Linked DNA regions of Homo sapiens: region 1 is linked to region 2. Evidence: chromatin loops called from intact Hi-C (ENCODE). Cell type or tissue: PC-3. All regions are shown on one strand. Links, peaks and the distances in the headings refer to the core of each region. The heading gives the core; the rest is flanking DNA.

Evidence for each region. Hi-C counts contacts between places; a loop is a spot of excess contacts. Peaks named below come from ENCODE experiments on the same cell type or tissue, not always from the same donor. Only the 100,000 strongest peaks of a DNase experiment are listed, where the experiment ranks them.
Region 1: a loop joins it to region 2, with 4 times the contacts of the local background. A loop is called at or near these places in 2 of 110 quality-filtered maps.

The regions. Positions count from the first base shown.
Region 1 is chr4:113,461,016-113,478,165 of GRCh38, reverse strand. It overlaps CAMK2D (calcium/calmodulin dependent protein kinase II delta), which reads left to right. Exons shown (of 21, transcript NM_001321571.2): 17 at 12,562-12,637. Among named protein-coding and RNA genes, the nearest start is that of CAMK2D, 290 kb to the left of the region's middle. In PC-3, for the core only: no CTCF peak of the experiment used is centred there; DNase peaks (open chromatin) are centred at 9,715 and 10,375; H3K4me3 peaks cover 588 bases; H3K27ac peaks cover 1,813 bases.
Region 2 is chr4:113,291,297-113,299,296 of GRCh38, reverse strand. ANK2 (ankyrin 2) reads right to left here. Exons shown (of 46, transcript NM_001148.6): 21 at 6,783-6,881; 22 at 5,759-5,857. Among named protein-coding and RNA genes, the nearest start is that of MIR8082, 140 kb to the right of the region's middle. RefSeq lists enhancers at 5,863-6,382, 6,593-6,762, 6,383-6,902, 7,816-7,985. In PC-3, for the core only: a CTCF peak has its summit at 4,169 (motif pointing left); no DNase peak of the experiment used is centred there.

The sequences.
Region 1 (17,150 bases), core at 5,079-13,078, 170 kb before region 2:
TCATCCTCTCTGAAACCTCCAAGTCAATATTTTCATGTTATCTCCAGTTTTTTTTTAATGTAAAATTCTTACTATTGTCTTAATCTCAGTTCATATAATATAAATGCAGATTTCCTAAGTGTGGAATATTAATTACTTATTAAGTAACTTGAATGGTGTCTTTGAAGACTGTTCATCTTTTGAAGGAGTCATACTCACAAATATGTATCTACTATACATTAAATTTTGAAATAAATTCATAATTTATGGTAATTTACATTTATAATACATGTTGGAATAAATGAGAATACATAATATGTTGTTGGTTCTGAAATATATGGCTCATAAATTTAATTTTTACTGCAGTTGCATTGGTTAAACTAAGAACACCTTTACTGGACCTGTAAAACTGGGCCCCAATATTCTTTTTTTTTTTTTTTTGAGACAGAGTCTCACTCTGTTGCCCAGGCTGGAGTGCAGTGGCACAATCTCGGCTCACTTCAACCTCCACCACCCACGTTCAAGCAATTCTCCTGCCTCAGCCTCCCGAGTAGCTGGGACTACAGGCACCCACCACCACACCTGGCTAATTTTTGTATTTTTAGTAGAGATAGGGCTTTACCATGGTGGCCAGGCTGGTCTCGAACTCCTGACCTCAAGTGATCCATTCACCTCAGCCTCCCAAAGTGCTGGGATTACAGGCATGGGCCACTGCACCTGGCCAACTGGGCCCCAATATTTCAACAAGAATTTTTAAATTAATTATCTAAGCTGAATTTAGAGGCAAATATCCCAGAGCTAAACTGATTATACAGTACCAATGTGAGGTATCCTTTATTAAAAAGCATGTGTTACTGTGAATCATTTAGTAATTTCTGGTATGATAGGATATTTTTAACTTCCCAAAGTAAGCTTTAACCAATGTAGTAACTAAGCACGGAAATGGCTCTTGGGCCTACGAGTCTTATCATTGCTTTCAAATGCATGACGACATTGGAAGAGTTATAGGCATTCACATGGGTACAGCCCAATGGATTCTTCTCATCTGCTGTACAGATAAGGCCAATACACTGAGACAGTGATGTTGCAGTAGAGAAACAGTTTAGTTATTGCAGGGCATCCAAGCAGGAAGACAGGACATGTTTCTGAAATCTGCCTCTCTGAGAACTTGGAGGCTTGGGTTGTTAAGGATAATTTGGCAGGCAGGGGGCTAGGGAAAGGGTGCTGCTGATTGGTTGGGAATGAAATCATAGGTGTGTCAGAACTGTCTTCATGTGCTGAGTTAGTTTCTGGGTGGGGGTTGCAGGACCGGTTGAGTCAGTTCCTTTGTATGAGTCACATACAAAGGGTGGCATCAGTTGGTTCACCAGAATGCAAAAGTCTGAAAAATATCTCAAAGACCAATCTTAGGTTTTACATTAGTAATGTTATCTATTAGGGGTAATTGAAGAAGTTATATATCTTGTGACCTCCAGGTACATGACTCCTGATCAGTAAGCAAACTAGGGAACAATAGCTGGTTATTGCTTAACTATTCATAGATCTTAGCAAATTCAAGACTCTACCATAATTCTAACCTTGTGGCCTTTTATTAGTTTTATGAAGGTAGTTTCAGTCCTGAACAAGGAGGGGGCATAATTTTGGGAAAGGCCTGTAATCATCCTTGCTTTAAAGTTAAACCGTAAAGTAAATTTCTCCCATAGTTGGCTTGGTTTACACCCAGGAATGAGCAAGGGCAGTTAGCTTGTGAGGTTAAAAGCAAGATAAAGTCAGTTATGTCACATTTATCTCGTTGTCGTAATTTTTGCAAATGCAGTTTCAGCATCACTATGTGAATGTGTGTGTGGTAAAAATGGGAAGTATAAATAATTTTCCTCCAAACCTAAATAAGTCTTGCAAGTTGTGACAGACCATTGTAAATTTACACAGATTTACAATGCTGTGCCTTTTCAGTCCAATGGTCTGACATCTGAGAAAGCTACAGTAATCATCAAAGTTGGGCATATAGGCACACATATTACGTTGAGCCCTGGCCTTTGGATCTACAATGCCATAGATGAATGCAACATACTCCTGACATATCAAGAGGTTCTATCATTTTTTCATAATTTTCCAAATTGGAAAAATTCTCCTTAATTATTTTATTTGTATTATAAACTTTTTTCCACTAGTTCCCCACTTACTGTTGACTACAGATGCTTTAGTAGTTTTAAACAATGAATGGGAGGAGACTGATTTTCCCATATGTTTTGTAAATTGGCCTTTCTTCTTCCCACTTCACTGAAGATAATCTGCCCTTGCAGATTATCTTTTATTGATTCAGGGAGCTATGGACTGGATAGTGATGGACTTTGTAATGAAAGCACAAGCTACTATTTTTGCAGCTGCTGAAGATAAGAATAAGCTAGAAAACATGAAAGTACAATGATCGGAGATGCTGCTGCATATTCCTGTGTAGTAAAAGATCTGCTTTGTTATCTGGACAGTCTCTTCCAGAAGAAGAGACTTCTTGAGTCAAAATAAGATAAGAAGTATGCAACACAAAGAAGTGAAATGACATTCTTACAGTTGAAATATTCATACTATGTTAGTTGGTAAAACTGCTTAGCTTCTACCTCATTGAGGCAACATTGGTGTGAGAAACACTGAAATATGACTGAGAGCCTACACTAGCAAGAAGATGGGGGGAAGATACCTTTAAAAAGATCACTTGGAGTTCAATAATTATGGATGCATAATAACATTTTGAGTACTCTTAATATAGTCAGCCTAGTTCTTTCTCAAAAAATAAATTCAAGGACATAACAGTTCAGTTGATACTATGGAATTTTGTTTGTTTGTTTGTTTGTTAGTTATTCAAAACCAGCAAAGGGATATGATGCTTATTTGGTAGAGAGGACATGCTCTTCAGCTCTTTCTGCCTTCTTGATCCAAGAAAGCATTCACAAATTTACCAGTTTATTTACTCAGGAAAATGTGGCTATAAATGAATTTACCCAGGAATAAACTAAATTCTATTATTTACTAAGTTCAAATAGTATACTTTTCATAAAGGGATGAAATCAGTTATTGAAAAGAAGCTAAATTAATTGTAAGCTAAACAACAGCAACTGAAATCACTGAAAGAAATTAAAACCTACTATCATGACTGTAAAGGATTTTAACCATTCTCACTTTTTATATTTCTAGCTATTAATACTGAAGGGAGGACAGAATATTAACACTTTGAAATTAACTCTCCGCCAGGCACGGTGGCTCACGCCTGTAATCCCAGCACTTTGGGAGGTCGAGGCGGGCAGATCACCTGAGGTCAGGAGTTCAAGACCAGCATGGCCAACATGGTGAAACCCTGTCTCTACTAAAAATACAAAAATTAGCTGGGTGTGGTGGCAGGCACCTGTAATCCCAGCTACTCTGGAGGCTGAGACAGGAGAATCGCTTGAACCCGGGAGGTGGAGGTTGCAGTGAGCCGAGATCACACCTTTGCACTCCAGCCTGGGGGACAAGAGCAAAACTTCTTCTCAAAAAATAAACAAATAAATAAATAAATAAACTCTTGACCTGAAAGATATATGCTCCGTTTTGACTAATATAAAATTGATTAGCAGAGTTAGTTGAAATCATTACAGCACCCAGGGGCAGCTGGATTGCTTTCATGACCAAAAAAAAAAAAAAAAAAAAAAAAAAAGGCCAAAAAGGACTTTCCAAATATTTTAAAACTTTATGACTAATTGGTCTCATTGTCTCTTTTCCACGTCTGAATTTTTTTCTTTCAAGAAAATAACTGTGGCCATCACCTTGGTTACACAGTGGAGAGAAGAGATACCCTTAGAGAATGCTTAGAACATCTCTGATCATGCAAATGTGTAAACTTGAATGCCAAGAGACTTTATAATCTTAAATCTGAGCAGAGGATGTGAGTCTTTGACCAGTTTCTTAAAATCTTTTTCTTCCATGTCATCAACTCTTAACTGGAAATGGTACCACACCTATGTGATTCATGGAACATCTTAATACTTGAAATACTCAATGGTATTCACAATGCTGTGCTATTTCTAGCTTCTGCAAGTCAGCTGGGGGTGGCAGAATAGTTACCCAATTACTTTAATGTGGCTAGAGTGAATTCTTTCACATAAGCAAATGTTCTGTGTAATCATAGTTTCTTTAGACTCTAAAACATTTATTTAAGTCATTTTTTAATGAAAATCTTTATAAATACTTTATACCTCCTTTAATTTAATAGTAAATATTTTATTTCCATTTCCGGTCAAAGGTAATTTTAGGAATAACATGACCATATTTTACTGTAACCCGTGATATCCTTGCAAACTAAAAAAAACATAAACCTATTTGTACTTATTCTAAATGATCCCAATGCTAGATCTTTCTGATCTTAAAGATTTGTTAATTATTTATTATTAGGCTATAGCAATTTAACAGGGCTAAGACTGATATTACTTCTTCCCCAGTTAACTATCATTTTGTACTATGAAACTACTCTGCATTATATAGCAAAGTTCAAAGATGGTTTGAATAATTTATTTATTTTTTTTAATCCTGAAAGCCTCTAGTAATTAAAGGGTGAAAAGTTGATGTTATTCAACAGGTGACTTCTGGATAAAAGAGGTTTACAGTAAACATTCGTGAATAGAAATTTAGTAATTGCCATGTCTTATATTTGAATAAAATATTAAATCACTCAACTTTAGAATCTGTGATAAGTTTGATTTTAAAAGCCAAAATTATGAAAATTCCTCTCCCCAACATTAACTGCTACATCAGTCTAGTGAAGTAAAAATAAAGTCACAGAGAAACAAGCCGCTAATTGCACAGAGAATGCCAAATATAACTGAATTGATAGGCACCTTTTTCTGTAAAACTACCAAGAGCATAATTTGTATAGTTGCCTAAAATAGTAACTATTCCCAAGGGTTAATTTTGTTAATGGCAGCATGGAAAAAGACAATAAAACCACGGGGCACCCAGTTGTGTGAAATTGATGTAATAATTAATTACACCCTTAGCCTAGTAATTAAGTAGTCAGTCACCTTGCCAGAGTAAGTTCAAAGGCATTTAGGTGGTTCATTTAAGTTTATGATTTCAAAATATTGAAGTAAAGCACTGTGGGCTGGAAAGGAACATAGATCAGTGAATTGAACAGCAGAGGGGAACCTTAGCCAAATAAAGCTCTAACCCTGGCACAGCCTCTGAATTTGCTAGATGACTTGAGCAAGTCACTTAACCTCCTTGTCCTTCAAGTCTCTGACAGCCAAGTACCCAATAACCTGTAAGAAATGTAGAAAGAAGGATTTAAATTAAATAGAACTAGACATATTAAGAAAGTAAATAAATAGAATTGCTAACTTAAGATGATACAAAAATTGTTGCTATATAACAATTTTAATTGCACAGCTTTTGATCATTGAATAAGTGCTTTTTAGGCACAATTCACTAAAAGATTTCAACATATGACACTCTGCAAACATCCCAGTGAAGACACATTTGCAGGTATAAATTCAGTTTATTTTGTGGTCCAAGTTTCATTGTAGTCAGCTAGACCTCTCAATAGGGCTTATCATCAAGTAGTTTCACTTCAATGAACTGATTAATCCAAAATCTAAACAACTGAAAAGCTCAAGCTCAAATACTAGAATTTCTTTGCACTCAACCCTCTTGAAAAGAAATATTAAATGTAAACATTGACTAGAAGTATCTGGTTTATCTTACTAAACTTTTAAGATTAAATCTGCTGCTATTCCGGCATCTGAAATACTGCAGCCTCATAAACTTTGGTCCTGATGCAGACTCTGAAGTATCCAAGGTGCCTTCTCAGCACCGCCACATCCAAACTGCTATCATACATGATAATTGTCTACATACTTGCATTTATCTAGTGATTTAAAATGTACACAGTATTTTATATATATTGTCTAACCATATACTGATATTTATTCATACATGCATGCATTTATGGACGTTGACTCAGTACTAGGTGTTCAGACTATAAACTGGTCAAGTTCTAGTTAGATATATGAACATCCCGTGATAATGCAGTAAGATCAAAGTAACGTAAAGTAGCTGGGTCTGAAGCACGCAGGAAGAGCAATACAGACAAAGTGACACTTGAGCAAGGTATTGAAAAAGATTTTCAGGCAGAAGAGGGAGAGCTTCTGGCAGAAGGAAAAATGGCAGGAAAAGTACAGTTATCAAAGAGCCAGGACTAGCTGAGGAAAGGTGAGCCCCTTGGTGTGGCTGGAGAATATATAAAAGCCCTAGAGGACAAAAAGTGTCAAGAGATAAAGCAGGAAAAGTAAGAAGATCTTTAAAACAGAGAACTTTGGGCTTCAGCTTCTAGACCATGAGAGGAGGGGGACTAGAAACCTTAAAGGGGTGGGGGACAATGGCAGCTCTGTTCTATAGAGTGATGATTCTGCAACAGTGAGGAGTGAGAGAGGCCGGTGTGGGAGACCTGGGAGCAGGAAGGGTCAGGAACTTCCGAGAGCCTGAATCAGAGTAGTGGCAGTGAGCCTAGAGAGGAAGAAATGGCTCTGAGAAAGAGTTGGAAGAATGTAGAATGGCTAAAGATCTATGAGGAATAAAAAGAAAGGAGATAGCAAGGCTTCCAGTTTGGGCAGCTGAGTAGATTATGATGCCACTATCCAAGATGAGAAATTCCAGAGAGGCATCAGACTTTGTGAGAAAAATACTGAGGTTCATTTTGGGCACCCTGGGTCTGAAATGCCAGGACAAATTCAGATGTTTAGAATGCAGTTAGAAATATGAGCATGGAGCCTAGAAAGATTTAAGGTCTCCGAGATAGAGAATTGGCAGTCTTCAGCATGCGGTCAGAGCCAGAGGAGTGAATGAGATTGCCAAGAGTAACCAAATGAAATAATTAAGAGGCTAAGGATGTATCCTGGGAAACATCATCAGAAGTGCTAAGGAAAAAGAATGATCCATGGAGGATTGGATATGGAAACAAAGAAAGAATTGAATCCAGAAGAAACCCCAGGTTTTGAGCTGGGAGACTGGCAAAATTGTGGTTTCATTAGCAAAAATGAGTAAGTCAGGAAAACAAAGGAGTTCGATGATCAGTTTTAGACAAGTCAAAAAGTGTTTTCTGTCATTGTCAATAAACGATAAGACATACTACTTTATACTTAAATTATTTCCATTTGTCAATTTTATATTTCTTAAAGGCTGTCTGGTTATCACCAAATAATGTACCATCATATATTTTAAAAAGGTCATTGGATTGGGAATCGAAACCAATTGAGTTTGTTCTGGACCTACTATTCATTCAAATACTTATTAAACATTTCCTATATGCCATGCACTGTGTTATCTGCTAGAGATGCAATGGTGCAGTACCACCCTTCTAGAGTAATAGAGAAAACTGATTAATCGGTTACATGCAAATAAATATGTAAATACAAGTGTACTAAGTGCTTTTAAAAATCAGGTGCCAGCTATGTATGAATTCATAACATCGCGGGGACCTGACCTAACATGAGGCTCAGGGAAGACTTTTTTTTTTTTTTCTTTTTTTTGAGACAAAGTCTCGCTCTGTCACCAGGCTGGAGTGCAATGGTGCAATCTCAGCTCACTGCAACCTCCACCTACCGGGTTCAAGTGATTCTCCTGCCTCAGTCTCCCGAGTAGCTGGGACTACATGTGCGTGCCACCACACCTAGCTAAGGTTTGTACTTTTAGCAGAGACGGGGTTTCACCATGTTGGCCAGGATGGTCTCTTGACCTCGTGATCCACCCGCCTCGGCCTCTCCAAGTGCTGAGATTACAGGCATGAGCCACCGCGCCTGGCCCAGGGAAGGCATTTTTGAAGAAATAATAGTTGAATTGAGATCTGATAAAAGAAGTAGGAGCAAAATGGGGGGGGTGCAGTTTTCCAAGAAGAGAAGACAGTACATATAAAGGGCTGGTAATAGGAGGCAGAATGTCCATTTTGAATTGGTAAAACAAAGGAGCAAGAGTGGATTGGAGAAGATAAAGTCAAAGAGTCTGAATGAGTCTAATGAGATGGGCAGAGTCCAGATTACGCAAGGTTTTGTAGTCTCTCTTCAGGTACCTATCCTGAGAGCAGTGAGAAGGTTTTAGAAGAGTTCAAATAGAAGGTTATCTGAAGAGATAGGCATTTAAAAAAAAGAAAGAGAGAGAGAGAGGTGGTTGCATTGTAGAGAACAGAATAGTGAAGAGCAAAATTGGTTGCAGAAACACTAAATCAGAGGGCTGTTACAGAGCCTGGACAAGAAATGATGGGTGCTTATACCCAGAGAGAGTGGGGGTGAAGAGGAAAAAAAGTCAAAAAGAAGAGGAAGGCAAATTCAACAGAACTTAATGGATTGGCTTGAGGTGCTGGATTTAGGGAGTCAAATATGATCCTCAGGTTTCTTTCTGGCTTATGCAACTGAGAGATGATCTTGCCATTCACCAAAATGGGGATCCATGGAAGAGCAAGCAGGCTTGTAGTGGTGGAAGTTCTTAAGCTCAGTTCAGTATATGTTGGGTTTGAGGTCCATTTGAGATACCCAAATGGAGGCTCAAAAATAGCCTTGACACATAGATCTGAAGGAAGAGTCTAGAAAGGAGGTTAACAATTTGGGAGTCATTGGAATATAGATGACTATTTAAAACACTGGTGTACACAGGACTTTAGGGATGCAGCATGAGATAAGGAGAGGGACTCAAATTGAGTCTTTAGAAGGAATTGAAGCATTTAATATCCAGGTAGAGAAGGATAACATGGCAAATGAGAATGAGAACATGTAGAAAAGCAAGAGAGTTAAGTAAAAGGAGAGTGTTCCAAGACAAGAAGGTGGGAAGGAGTGATCAGCAAACTCCATACCTTTGGGCAATGCGCATAATCCCTTTATTTATCTGTTAAACCAAGAAATAATCACTGCATTCCTGAGTATTGTTATAGTAACCAAATCTAATGTTTGAGGAAATGTTGAAATCTGTAAGTTGTTTTATTATGTAGTTACTCTCAGTTCTTGGGTTTTATTTTGTTTTCAAACACTGGGATCATTCACACCCTTATCTTACTCTTCCAGGCCTCTTAGAACAAGAGCCAAAAATATATGAATTTGAAAGGGAAAATGTTCCCAATTCTTTGTGCATAATTGCATGGAAAGTAATTCCACTCAGAACCTGGAACATCTCTCCCACTTGGTTTTCTCTTTTTCCTTTTCCTAAGAATCTAGAAATCGCCAGAAAGTACTTTGTGTCCTATGAGTATAGGCTTGAGCACTTCAGTTCTAGAAATAAACCTAGTAGGTAAACAGCTTCCTGCGATTAAATGGCTAGCTCTGGAGTGGAAGAAGCTTCTGGTATTCAGGGAACACCTTACTGGTACATTCTGCATTCATCGTGGTATAATTAGGGACACATCACAAGCTCTCCACTTTGACTTTTGGAGTGGTTATTTATTACTTGGTGTTCAGGAAGAGGGAAGGCCAGATGAGAATGGACCCCCTCCCCACACAACTTGTCTGTCCAAGCCACTGACACAGTAACTGTTCCTCAACCTCACTGCTGATTGAGAGTAGAGCTAGCTAACACCAAACCCTCGCTCTTCCTCTAGGTCAGATGCTGGGCTTGTGGCAACAGTTCCAACAACAAGCTGACTACTATATACAAATGATTCATTTCCAGCCTTCTGCTTTCCTTTAAAGAGTCAGCTGTCATGTGCCGCCTGTGACTCACTCAAGCTCCTTTGCCCCAGTGAAATAAGCACTCTAAAGATTCCTGAGTTCCAGGCCCCTCCTAAGCCAAACGAGTCACATTGTTTTTATGGTGATACAGCACAGAAGCATCCTGGCTAATTCCCATTTGTTGTCCTGCCAGCAAAAGCACCATCGTTTCTAAGCATAAGAAGTGAGAGAAGGCAATTTGTGTTGCTTTGTTTATGCAGGACAACCCTTAAGCCAGTTGTGGCATGCAAAATACTTAAGAGTGAATGCGTATTTCCACAGTGGTTCAGAAAGTAAAAGATGGCCATATACACCCGATGATTCTAATTCCATATTATGCTTGTGAGGCAGTGCAGAGACTTTCAGAAACTTTAGGAAGTGATCCTAAACTCTTCACACTCTATAAACTGAAGCCTACCCTAATGAAGCTCCACGAAGGACGTTGATCTTATGCTCATTTCAAATTGGCCATGTTTTCTAAACTGTAGTTTTTCCTATCAGCTGTATATCAGACCAAAAAAAAAAATCTGTTAGTTTGAAATGAGGATTTCATGTGAGAGAGAAGTTTTGGTGGCCACATTTTTATAATCTCATTTTCTGAGATCCTCCTCACCCGTATCCCTTATATTCCAGAATCGGGTCAGCTGTCATTAGCTTTTGCCAAATGTTCATACTGTTGAGGGCACAGACAGATGAATCACCTATTGCCTAACTGAATTAAGCTAAAATGTGTCACTGGCAGGATCCTTATTACAAAATCATGCCCTGATACCACTTCTGTCACTATGTTTTGCTGTTGAATGTATTATTGATATTCATCAATCAAATGAGCAAGGGCAAGAAATGTTTTGGACTTCTGTAGGAGCTGTGTTATATTACTTTATATAAATGAAAAGTAATTATGTAACTAAATATGAATTCTAACCCATATAGTGATTTTTTAATATTATAGACCTTGACATTGTTAGCAACCATATTATGGACTAACTTAATCACATTTTATAGGATAGTTTATTACTTGTATTTGTTATGATATAGTCTCATATAGTCTCGATGAAGTAAAATGTGGTTTATAGAAAATTTATTTTTAAATAATGTCATCACCTAGGTAACCTGAAGTTTCAGAGTGAAAGTAAGCATTTAAGCTTGTGGTTAAAATCTGCTTGATGAAGATCAGATTCATAAAAAATGCAAACTGGTTTCTTTAGTCAATAAAGAATAAAACCTGAGGTCAGCTTTCTTCGTGATCAATAGCCTCACTACCTCAGTAAGATAAGATGGGAAGTAACATTTTGTGATTCCCAGTCTATGTTCAGTGATTTTAAGGGAATATCGCAATATTCTTAAAATCCAGTAAAATTTGATTTCTAAAATATTTCATGCAGTAATTTTATAAATAAGAGAACAGTGTTCTGAAATCAAGAAAAGTTTATTAGTCTCAATTGATTAAATTCACAAACATTGAGCATCTATTCCATAAAAGACACTGAACAAAGCTTTTTAGGCTATACAAGAAAATAAAATGTTCTTTGCCCTCGGGAAGCTTTTAAGTTAACAAGGAAGACACATTACACAGTACAGAAAGTTTAATAACAATTTAAAACAAGTAATAATGTGTTTTAAACTAAAGAAGGTATCAAGAGATAGCATATGCATAATTGCCGAGTGATACAGATGCTGCAGGCTTTCAAAAAAGAGAAAGAACACTTGAGGCAGATGTCAGTAGAAACAAATTCACTGAATAGATAGGATTTGAGCCAAACCACTATTAATAATTTCACCAATTATGGGCTAGGAATAGAAACAAATCATGATTGGTGTTGGGTTTGACAGCTATACCTGGAGGCTTTCATCTTATTATCTGCCTACATCTACAGTATTGATTCATATGTCACTTCTTCAATTTGTAGAGTTTACTAAAGGCCATTTGTCTAAAAACAAAGGCCAGTCACAGTGTCGGCATCCTTTTGTAGAGTTTGTCAAGCAGAAAAGTGAGAAAATGCAAATAATTATATAAAGTTCAATATCTCAATGCAAGATATCATCTTTACTCTGAAGATAGACATATTATTAGAATGATACTTTTTAAGATTGTTTTTAATAACACTTGTTAACTATGAAGAGAAATATGTTTACTAATCCAATCAAGTTAAGGTAGTAAAAACTAATTTTATTTTATTTTATTTTATATTTATTTATTTATTTATTTATTTATTTTTGAGACGGAGTTTTGCTCTTGTTGCCCAGGCTGGAGTGCAGTGGCGTGATCTCGGCTCACTGCAACCTCCACCTCCCAGGTTCAAGCAATTCTCTTGCCACAGCCTTCCCAAGTAGCTGGGATTATAGGCATGCGCCACCAAGCCCGGCTAATTTTGTATTTTTTTTTCAGTAGAGATGAAGTTTCTCCGTGTGGGTCAGGCTGGTCTTGAACTCCTGACCTCAGGTGATCCGCCCACCTCGGCCTCCCAAAGTGCTGGGATTACAGGCATGAGCCACTTTGCCCAGCCTTAGTAAAAACTAATTTTAAAAAACATAGCCTTGACCGACCTTTCAGGTGACTGTTGTTTTCAAACAAATGGAAAATAGCAGTGCTTTCCAAACATGAATGTACTCAGAGGTCACCTGAGAGTCATGTTAAAATGCAGATTCTGGCAGGGCACAGATCACACCTGTAATCCCAGCACTTTGGGAGGCAGAGGTGGGAGGATCACTTGAGCCCAGGAGGTCAAGGCTGTAGGGAGCTGTGATTGCGCTACTGTACTCCAGCATGGGTGACAGAGTGAGACCCTATCTCAAAAATTAAAAATGAAAAAGAATATTTAATATGACTTTTGTCTTTTATTCTTACCCAACTCCATATTTTTGCCTTTAGCACGAAAGCAAGAGATTATCAAAGTCACTGAACAACTGATCGAAGCTATCAACAATGGGGACTTTGAAGCCTACACGTGAGTAGCGGACGTTTACTTTGCTTTCATGCATATGGTAAATATATTTTTTATATGAATGCATTATTCAACATGTCTGAATTCACATATATTTAATTCAAGGTTTGATATGTTAACAATAGTTTTATTTCATAAATGACTAAGTGCCCCTAGGAGAGAAAAATTTCAGAGAAAATTTCAGAGAAAAGATTTCAGAGGCCAGGCACAGTGGCTCACACCTGTAATCCTTGCACTTTGGAAGGCCAAGGTGGGAAGACTGCTTGAGGCCAAGAGTTCAAGACCAACCTGGGTGACAAAACAAGACCCCGTTTCTACAAAAAGTTTAAAAATTAGTCAGGCATAGTGGTGCACACCTGTAGTCCCACATACTTGGGAGGCTGAGGCAGGAGGATCACCTAAGCCCAGGAGGTCGAGGCTGCATGGAGCCATGGTCACATCACTGCACTCCAGCCTGGGTGACAGAGTGAGACCCTGTCTCAAAAAAGAAAAGAAAAAAGATTTCACAGAGAGAAGGCTTGACTTCTGATCCAACGATTGGAGATTTCTTTGTAAATATACAGATGTATAACCACTCCCACATCACACATACAGAAGTCCAGATGAGAAAAGGTCAGTCCAGGCAGAGCAATTCATGTGAGCAAACACACAAAAAAATATGAAAGTACATAAAATGTGCATTTCAGCTTAAGAAATGTTTTCCCTTGCAGTTCTGCAGAGGTTCTGGGGCAGAGAAAGAGATTAGGAGGTGACATGAGGCAGCCTTCTCTCTTCAGCCAGTACAGCTCAACTTTATCTGCATCTCTTTTATATGTTTGTATCTTAAGGAAAACTTTACTTGAAGAATGGGTTTTAATGCTTATTTAAAGTTTATAAACTCCTGGATCATAGGAACTATGAAGGAAATTACTTTGCTGAAGTTAAAATAAAGCATTCAATTTAAATAGGGCCTTCTCCTTACACCATGCAACTAATGAGTTCCACCCCAGTGAAAGACTTAAAATGCAAAACGGAGATTGAATCTGATCTCTGGCTAGAAAGATCCAAAAGCTGAAGATATAATCATAAATGAGAACATAATATGATTATACCTAAATAGATAAAACGTGTATACTTTAATTAAAAAACCAAGAATAAAAGAGACAAACTTAGAAAAACATTTGCAAAACATATATCAAAATTTAATTTTTTATATTGCGTGAATATGATTGAAAAGTAGAAAAATAGGTAAAGAACATGAACTGACTATTATCAGAGGAGGAAATATAAATGACAAGTAAACTAGTAAAGGCATATTCATGTTTACTAATTAAGTATACACAAACTTGAATGCAAGAGCCTCTTCTCCCTATAAAGTCAGCAGAGATGTAAATTCTGCTGATAGCCAGCAAGGTGCAGATACTGCAGGACAATGGTGACTTTCCTCCACCATGGAATAAAACACAATTGGGTGCAAACTTTCAGGGTGGTGGTGGTGGCAGATATGGGGGGATTAGTAATATATTTTGTTGTATAATCTGTTATTATATACCTGAAAGCTTTTATAAAGTCTCACTTTACTGTAATACTATAATTCTACTTATAAGAATTTAACAAGTATAAATTTTTTATGTAAAACATGAACAAAAATTTGTGAACAAAGATATATACTGAAGCAAAATTCATAATAGTGAAAAATTGGAAACAATGTATATGCCCAACAGTACCATTCCCATTAAATCATCTTTGGTACAATGGTTATGTTGAGTTTCTAGCGACCTGGAAAAATATTTATGATGTTTTTACTGAAAATTAAGCAGGACTTAAAAGACTATGTACATAATTATTACAACTAAAAAAGTAAAAGGTATTAAAAGTGCCAGGTGCGATGTCTCACGCCTGTAATCCTAGCGCTTTGGGAGGCCAAGGCAGGCAGATCACCTGAGGTTGGAAGTTCAAGACCAGCCTGACCAGCATGGAGAAACCCCATCTCTACTAAAAGTACAAAATTAGCCAGGTGTGGTGGTCCATGCCTGTAATCCCAGCTACTTGGGAGGCTGAGGCAGGAGAATCACTTGAACCCAGGAGGCAGAGGTTGCGGTGAGCTGAGATCGCACCATTGCACTCCAGCCTGGGCAACAAGAGTGAAACTCTTTCTCAAAAAATAAACAAATAAATAAATAAAAAGTATTAAAAGTGGAATGAAACATGCCAAATTAGATTTTAAAAAGAAAAAAAGAAGTTGCCTCTGAGAGGTAAAATTATGTGTGAATTTTTTTCCTGCTTTTTTATTCTTCCCAAATTTTACATAAGCAAGTATTACTTTTATCATTAGTTATAAATAAACACAAAATATAAAATATGGACGAGATTAGCTAAATGTAAGACAAACTATATCAGGAGCTTCTTCTTATAACTTAAATATGTGTGCATATATGTATAAACACATGCATATACTTATGTATGAGTGTATCCATTCTTTATCATGACCTAATAAGACATACTTGGAATAAAAGAAATAGTAAAAATTGGAGTTAAGAAGAAGTCTGTTTTCAGAGACAACCGTTCCCTATTAAACAATTGTTTATAGCTGTGCCATAGAACCTGCTTTTTAAAAATTCTTGTTGCTGTTATATCCTTGTTAGATACATATGATTATCCAAAGAATAAGATTATTCTCTTTTTTAAAAAATCTTTTTTTTTTGCAATAGCATTTCCTTGTGGAATGATAAAAAGTTGTGTTTGTTATTGTTAAAAAGAAGTTGCCTCTGAGAGGTAAAATTGTGTATGAATTTTTTTCCTGCTTCTTTTATATTCTTTCTAAATTTATAAACAGATACTACTGTTATATAGGGAGCAATTGTAGCCAGGCAAAAGTGTATGTTTCCTATATTCTCAGTTTAAAATAGGGTATTTTAAATAATGCTAAACCTTGGGATCATACCAGTTCACTAATATCTTTGCCTATGGAGACTTATAATCTGGCCTGATTTTGTACTTTCCAGCCAGAGCTAATCCAACAGGGCTTCCATTCGAGAGCTTTTGGGATGGTAGAATGTACTGGTGGATCCCTGTCAGCTGGTCCTTAGAACACCTGTTCAGATCACACACACCCACATGTCAAATGGCAGCTTTGTGGATCTTTCATTAATACAAAGCCTTTTATGGGGTAGATGGATGATTAGATAGATAGATAGATAGATAGATAGATAGACAGACAGACAGACAGACAGACAGACAGACAGACAGACAGACAGACACACACACACACACACACACACACACATTTCCAAATATACTGACTCTTTTTCATGGCTGGGTAAGAAGATCCATCATGGCACAGTGATTCCCAGATTATGTTAGTACTGATGTAAGGCAGTAAGAAATTTTGGTTCACTGATAATGACAACCAAAAACCATATTTATAGAGGAAGTAATAGCCCCTGGCAGAATAAATTCTTGTTACCATAGGAACGCTGTTCTTCCCATTTTGCTTCTTAGAAAGAGACTATATATATTTGATTTTAAGCTTAAAAATGCCTGCCCAGCAGGCAATCTGAAGTGAAGGTTACTGTAATCCTTGCCCCCATCATCTTTAAGGCACAAAGGATATCCACTGTGATTTCTACTTTTTAAAGGTATTCTTTAAATAACACCGGTTCCACGTTCTATAAACAGTACTGCACTTTGAGGAACTACAGTGAGTTAGACTTTTGAAATTTGTATTTCTGTTGAACATTTAAAAAATTTTGCTCCCCCTCCACCCAAATGGGGAATTTCTCTATGAAATTAGATGTGGCCCCATCCACTGTATTACCCTTTGGGGCAAATTAATAAACAGTCCAAAATCCTTTGATTTGTACTCCATTTGATCTACCTTGTGAACTCCCATTCATTCTTCAAATCCAGGTCTTGTCACCTTCTCTGAGAAGCCTACCCTGATCACCATAGGCCCAAAGGAAATATTTTCTTCTCTGCATTTCCAGGGGCCTTACACACATAACACAGTGACCCTGCTTTCCATATCAAGCAACCAGTCATCATTCCCCAAGCATACTCTGCATTTTCACAGCAGCAGACCATTGCACTTGCTGTCCTCCCCCTGCCCACCACCTCCCACACACCTGGAAAACTCTTACTCATTCTTCAAAGCCCAGCTCAAATTTTCTTCCTCTCTTAAACCTTTCCTGTTCATCTATTCTAGTATTGATTATTGTATAATTGCTTGTTTTGAAGAATATCTGCCACATAGTAAGTGTTCAGCAATTCTTTACTGAATAAATAAATTTCTCCAAAGAAAGCTCATTGGTTTTTTCCAAATATTTAAAATTGTGCACCCCTTTATTGAATCATATTTCTAGGATTAAGAAAGAAAACCAATATGAGCATTTGAACCTTCTGTTGATTTCATTTTAAAAATAAAATAAACTTAAACACAATAATAAGATGTAAGTCTTGTGGACATTGCCAGGAAGTGTAGGGTGTGATACTTTCTTTCAAGTCAATTGTAATATACATGTTTGACATGAATGTAGGA
Region 2 (8,000 bases), core at 1-8,000:
GGAGATGATTCTCTGTTTGAAAATAATTACTGGAGATACTTTTTAAATGATTAAGTTTCATTGCCTGATAGTCTCAGTTTCTATTTTCAGGTGCTGATAATGGGACTATATTTTCTTTGTACTTGTAAGAGTGGAAACAATAATTTACTTCAGTTTGGTCACTGAATGCTATCAGAATTATCAGCAAATATATGTGGCAACAGAAAAAGTAATACACTGTGATCATATTGGTCATGGATATTTTTCTGTATAGATATTAAAAATGGCCTCTATATGCAATGTGGTAAATATAATATCATTTATACATGAGAAGGTATTTGACCTTTAGAAGGCCATCATTAAATATTTGTTGAATGGATGGAAAATAAGTAGTCCTACATATGTATAATGTAACAAGAAATGAATACATATTTTCCTTTTAAACAAAATGTCCTTTGAAAACTTGATTATTTAAACATAAACATGGTTTTATGCAACTACCTCTGAATCGTACATAGAGAACAAGGCTATAGTGAAATGATCATGGACATCTCTTTCTGCTACAGAATCCAAGATACTATGGTCAAGATTAGAAACTACTTTAAAAGTTAAAATGAGTAGGACACTAAGTACAAGTTTAATGGGATATAATTAAATCGGATAATATGGCAAAAGAAATGGTATATAATAGATGGAAGAGAGATTTAATAATGAATTTATATTGTTAATCACGATATGAAAAATGTAGAAAATAAAGTAGGAGTTCTTAACATTCTGCTTTACAAATAGTAGTCAATATCTGATTTGTTCTATGCAAAAGAAACTGTGTGTTTAACTGATCTTCACTTAGCCAACCCTCACTCAGCCAATCCTCCTGGTCACCAATTGCATTTATATCACATAATCCCTAAGCCACCACAGCATACTTAGTGATCTTGGTTATGATGCCACCTTTTAAGGCCCTCATCCATAGCTTCCATCAGTGGAGTTCAAGCTAAACTTGTTTTTGTTTCTAAACATACTTATACCAATCATACATATTAATATAACTTTAATAACTAAATTAAATATTATGTAAATACTGTTTTTTTTCTAGAAAAACTAGGGTAGATGTTTTTTGAAGTCCTAACAAAGGTGAGTCACTGAAAGTAATACCCAATTAGATGTAATTGAGACAATTATAACAGGTTGAAAAAACATGTCAAAAGTCTAAAAAGATTCTGCACTAAGTATGTCTTTTTAAGAAAATACACAGCAGGGGCTCAGGACTGTAATCCTAGCATTTTGGGAGGCCAAGGCAGGTGGATCGTTTGAGACGAGCCTGGACAACGTGGCAAAACCCCGTCTCTACAAAACAATACAAAAATTAGCCAGGAGTGGTGGCACCTGCCCACCTACTACTCCCGAGTAGTCCCTGTTACTCTGGAAGCTAAGATGGGAGGATCACCTGAGCTGCAGTGAACCGTGATAGTACCACTACACTTCAGCCTGGGCAACAGCGTGAGATCCTGTCTCAAAAAAAAAGAAAGAAAAGGAAAGTACACAGAACATACAAATATCATATAAATATACATATTATAGCATATATATACATAATATAATAGGTATTGATATTGTTTGTGCAAGAATGGCAATTTAATTTCTAATCGATGGACCTATATTTAAAGAAAAGATCTTGGCTCTACCTCAAAAGGTGTCAAATGACTTTACAAGTATTTATTGTATTGCCATTTTTATGGCTCCTATTTTTAAAATTTTTAAATTGTTGTGGATACACAGTTGTACATACTTACGGGGTACAAGTGATATTTTGATATAAACATAAGTATAATGATCAAATCAGGGTAATTGGGATATCCATCACCTCAAACATTTATCATTTCTTTTTAAAGTCCTAACAAAGGTGAGTCACTGAAAGTAATACCCAATTAGATGTAATTGAGACAATTATAACAGGTTGAAAAAACATGTCAAAAGTTTAAAAAGATTCTGCACTAAGTATGTCTTTTTAAGAAAATACACAGCGGGGGCTCAGGCCTGTAATCCTATCATTTTGGGAGGCCAAAATGCCTCCCCAGTGGATTTGGGGACATTCCAAATCCACTTCTCTAGTTATGTTGAAATATACATTTTAGTTAACTATAGTTAGCCTGCTGTGCTGCCTAACACTAGATCTTACTCCTTCTATCTGACTGTATTTTTGTACCCATTAGACAACTCCTCTATCCCCTCCTCCCCTGATTTTCATGTTAACTGACTTATGGCATCAGGTAAGATTTAGGACTTAGAATATTCACATTTTCTGAGTTTACTGAACTATTCCCTAATGTTCAAGTAATAATATAAGATAATATTTTTATTTTACTAATTTATTCAGTAATTTATGGTCTGCATACCAATTATATGCAACATAAAACACAATCACTTTAAGATTATACAAATAATAGAAATAATTGATGATGGTTGATCAATTAGCGGAAGGATGAGTCATATGTCACAGTTCTTCCAAGCTGCATTAGTGGATTGGGCTTGTTGGCTTCTGTCACCAGAAATGTGTCTCTACCATTCTGATATCCATTCTGGCAAACATGTAGTGATTGTAATCCCAGGAGAATGCTAAAATGTCTCATATTCCCTGCTGTATCTCACAAAGTAAAGTTAGAAAAGCAAAGGTTAAGGAAACAAACTACGATTCCAAAATGTCTCAGAAGTTTCTACAGAAGTGGTTTTTCCTTTACAAACTACTGCCTTATTCTGGTCTCTACACAACGACTTTATTCATACTTTGGGGTAAAGAACTCAAAAGAAAGAATAGGAAAGGAAACTTTCTTTGATCAAAAGGACTACATGGTTGCTCATATGGCACATCATACAAATCCAATTCATGTTAAATTAGTATGTCAGTTGTGCAGGTGTAATGCAACTGTTGCATTTGAGCGGTAATAACATTAACTTTTATTAATTTTACTTAACTATTAAGTTGTCTATTGTGCTATCATCAGTAGTTTCAAATTATTTTTGTGACTGTAGATTTTAGAAAATGATATTGAATATCACTCTCCCACAAAAATCAATAAAGAGCACTATTTAAGTGGTTTTTCTTTTTGTTGAAAATTAGGTGAAAACAGTTTCTTCACAAAATTCCTATTAAGCTATTTTCAGCAAAACCAAAGTCAGTTATATCAGAAAGGTTAAGAACATGGGCTTTAAAACCCGACAACCTAAATCTGAAGCTTAGATCTTCCCTCAATGCCTTACATATTTTTAAACTTAAATATTACTGTTTTTAATATCATTAACAATACATTATGTGGAAAAAATATTATGTGGGAAAAGAATGATTGAAAATCTCTTTCCAAAGAGAGGAAGTTTATTGTAAGAAGACTCCCAGAATAGATGAGAATAAGTCTATTCTTCCAATCCTTACCCCAAAATTCCATTTCACAAAACAATTAAGCTCACAATTATAAGAGAAACCAGTTCAAAGAGCAGCAGACAGTGAAGAGAGACCAGCATCGAAACATGTAACCATTAAAACTATCCATTTAGGTAACAGAGATACTTGTTTAGCTCATGTGGACAATGATTTCTTAGTGTCCTAACTGAAAGGAGAAATGCTGTTATGTTTTCTATTTTTATTGGCTTTTCACCTAGAAACTTGAATTCTAAGTATAGCGACTTTTGATGGAGCAATGCTCAGCTACAGAATGTAGAGAATAATAGTTACCAGAAAAGAAAAAAAGCTCACAGAGGGGGTTCTAAAAGGAATTTTCATCCCATCTTTTCCAGAGATAGATGTGGTAGAGAGATGATCTTGTATCTGATTTCTGACAAGGACACTGAGACAGCAATTACAGTATTTAGAGACAAACCAGAGAATGCTTATTTGCTCTTCTTTTTAAATATAGATCTTTGTTTGAAGTCATTCACCTGAGTAATATCTACAAACCTGAGATCTCTTTGAAACCAGACATATAAGTTCCATAGTTTTGTTGAGTAAAATATGAATGTATTTTCTTACCAAGCCTGAGTCTCATTCTCTACTCTCATGACACTGAAGTTGCTGGTGGGGAGGAGTAATGTTTTCACCACTGATAATTCTTCAGCACTTAGCACAGAACTTAGCACATATTTTATATCCAATAAATAATGAAGGAATAAATCAGTTAATGAAATGAATGGAAGCAAAGTAGGTACAAGATAGCAAGAGATACAAGCTTGCCATCTAGTGATAACTTGGTAAAATAAACATACATTATTCCCAGAGCAGGGAAAAGGTAAAAAGTTGAGAGAAAACATGACTTCTAATGGCAGAACAGGTGTGCTTGGCCAATCTTGCCACTAAAGGCTTCACGTATTGTGATGTACACCTTGTTTTAAAGATATCAAATGAAGTGGCATATATGTGTAGGCCCTTAATATGAAGATTTTCCTGGTATAAGAAATCATAAAATAAGAAAAAGCCATTAAATATAGTGACCTACAAGTATGGTGCTAGGCAGTGACAAGACCTGTTTTTCTCCTATATAATTTATCAAAGCTATACCTTAAATCTTTAAAAATATTGTGGTGAACTGGCTGAAGGTTTTAAGATTCTGCTTCAGAAAACAAGCAGTGCTATTCTTTCCCATCTAAATTCAGTTTGTGTCTTGCAGCTCATTAATAAATCATAGGCCACTCTGCTTAAAACTGCACGTTAAACCAACTGTATTCCATCACTTCAATATATGTCAACAGGAACTTACTGTCAGCCTGAAGAACAAAATTCCTTTCTTTTTCCTCACATCTGTCAAAAACACCAAGCATTTCAAACTCTATATGCATTTTTAGTTTGGAGCATTTACTAGAACCTCCTTCAGAATTCTTTATTTGTTCATTTGTGGTTTTATTGTCTTTGAAGAGCTTCTCATGTCGTACTGTTCTACTTTTCTACTTTACGAAGCTAAATTAAAGAGCCATTCTTTAATCCATGCTTAAAGTAGAAAGTTAGTGAGTGAATAAATGCAAATATAATAGCACTTCCACTTTCAGGTAGGAGCCCCCTCTCAGGAGGCTCCTTTAAACTTTGCTCCCACTGAATGGTACAGGAGCATTAGGACTCAATATTGTCATGGTCTTTACTCTTCTAGAGTTTCTCTAGCAAAGGCCAGTGATAATCACTGATTTGTCATGAAGAGTCAGCAGTTGTATTCAAAACAGAGAAAATAAGAAATTTTAAAATATACTTTTTCACAACACAGAAACAATTTACCTAGAAAGCACAAGGAATTCTCTTTTTGAATTAAAAAATAATAATCAGAAATAAGATGCAAAGTAAGGATGAATTGCTCTCACTGGGAGTCCATTTGATCCAGTCATGAGCACAGTGTTGGGAGGAGCAGGGTCTTTCCAGAGGCTGGCCTGACCTCCTGGCTAAGGTAAGTTTGCAGTGGAGTGTGTTACCGCTTTGCCAGCGGTAGGTGTCACACACAACTAAAGGAAAGGGCACAGAAGCCAGAAAATAAGAAGCCAGTCACAGAAAAAGGAATTAAATATTATAAAACTATATTCACACATTTTTATAGGGATAGATGCTGAGTAAAGGAAGCCGAAGCCCTGTATTCCTTGTGTGAATCCATTTACTTCTGCATACGCCTATGTATGTGCTACAATACTTTCAACAAAAAGAAGTTCAAAACTAAAAGCTCCAAACATCTTGTGAGTGAAAAAGTACTGTACATGTATTTAGTTTGAAAACGAAGAATAACAGGGCTGAAGCTAGTCAGTCACTCATACTCACTGTGGTGGTGGTGGTGACCTCCTCAGTCACAACCTTCAGGGTGTCGACCACGGAGATGTAGCCCAGACGCTTAGCAATCGCCAAGGCAGTGTTGCCATTCTGAAGAGAGAGTGAAAGAGAGAGAGTGAGAAATAAGAGAGAGGACTGCGATGTGAGCCAATGAGCTCACCCGCTGCTCTGCATCAGCCAGCATTTCCTTCCAAAACAAGGCACAGCTTAGGAAAATCACTAGTTTTTACCATTACGTCTAAATCTGTCTTTGTAACTTCTTCAGACTATAGGCCAGGTCACCATGGTAACACAACAAGCTTGCATCTGCTTGCTCTTTTTAATAAGAAGCACTTGACGCTTTAACCCTAAGGTTGTCAAATATCTTCTACAAATACTGTATTGCACTTAAGAAAGTGCCTCATGACGTCTCCAAAACCTGTTAGCAAGTACCAGGTACACTTATCCCTCATCAGAAGTCAGGCCATCTGCTGCAGGTAAGATGTTACCATCGGGAACACGGTAACATATTTAGCTACAGCTGTGCAGAAGCTCACTGTGCAGCAAAATAACACAGGCAAGCAATTCGGGCTGCATCCAACCCAGGCCACTCGGGATCCCAGTTCGTTTAATTGCACCGCTTAGTTTACATTTCAATGGCTCCACAACTCAATGAGCTTTGTTTAAGCTAGCAGCTCCCTTACTGTGCTCCCTTAAGAAGGCGAGGGGGGGTCAATTTGTGCTCACATCTGAGAGCCAGCTGTAAGCAGAGCACGTTCCAGCAGCCCAAGCGGAGGGCCCCCGTCTCCAGAGAGAGCCAAAGAGTCAGGCTGACTGCTTTCCCTCCCAGGGCAAGCACTTCTGGGGAAGTCACACTGACTTCTGGAAAGCCTGCCCAAAAATCTGGGGCTTTCCAGAGTCCAGGGGGCTTATTTAAAGAGGAGGAATCTGACCTCACTCAGCTCAGACAAGAAGCCACCAGGGCAAGAGAGGAAAAAGAAGAAAGCGTGGTGAGGGGCAGTGGCGTCTGCCTTACCGCAGTGGTGGCGTTGGGCTTGGCCCCATGCTGGAGCAGGACGTTGATGATGTGCGTGTGACCCTGCTGAGCGGCCTGGTGCAAAGGCGTGTAGCCGTTCTGTGGAGGACAGTGGTGGCGGGCCCAGCACCCGATTGGCAGAGGGAGAGGAAAATTAGGTTAGCCTTCATTTTGAATAGTCTTATTTACAACAAAACCATCACAGATGCTTTATTTGGAGCCCAAGATGATCAGCAACCCATTTCTCAGCAGCAAACACTCCCTCACACCTTATGGTCTGCTAAGCAAAGAGAAGAGACCAGCTGATGAAACAAGATTAACAGACTCCAAATGATAACTATTATTACATTTTAACCAGTTAGCATTAAAAAGGAGGGCTCCCTTAAGAAGGTGAAGGGGGTGGGTGCAGTCGACTTCTGCTCACATCTGAGCTGAGAAGAGAGATTTAAAATAAGAAAACAGCATTATCTGTGATTTCTTCCCTGGGAAACAAGAGTTAAAATTGTTTTTAACTGAAGGTTGCAGAGGGTCATATAAACCACTGCTTGTTCATCATGACTCTCCTAATAATTAACCTTTGGCTTAGCTTTAGGGATTCTAAATCATTGAAAGTAAATCTAAATCTTATATTCCTTTCCAAGAACAGCTTTTCTCCCCATTTCAGACGTGATGAAACTGAAAATAAGAAAGTTAAGTAATTTCTCCACAATCGGGCGAGGTTCAGATCCTGTGCAGAAGACTATGACAGCCAATGGCTACCAGACAATGGCTATTATTTATTAAAATCCACCTGCTTCACTTCTCATAAAATTTTATCTATATGTTTCAGACCCAGTTGTCCTGGGCTCTAAGTTCTGAGTGGCCCTTTCATACTCTAAGCTTTTAAGTGTACATACCCCTTTCATCCAATGTCACTGCTGCCCTGTGAGCAACATACATATTTGCTTGTTCTGTCTACTATAGATGTGGGTGCTACATGATTTCTTTATAAATTCACTGCACTCTGTCTGCCCATAGGAACATGCCCACATGTATCAGGGTTACCTAAGTGTCTCTAAGTGTGGCACATCCTCAACTCTGTCATGTTGGAAGTCTTACATCTCCTTATAAATCCCTACAATGGGATGACCCCAGGAAACCTGAAAATATAAATCAATTACAGGGACTCCAAGAAGCCTTTGGCTATTACAGGGACTCTGCGGTCAAATCAGATAATCC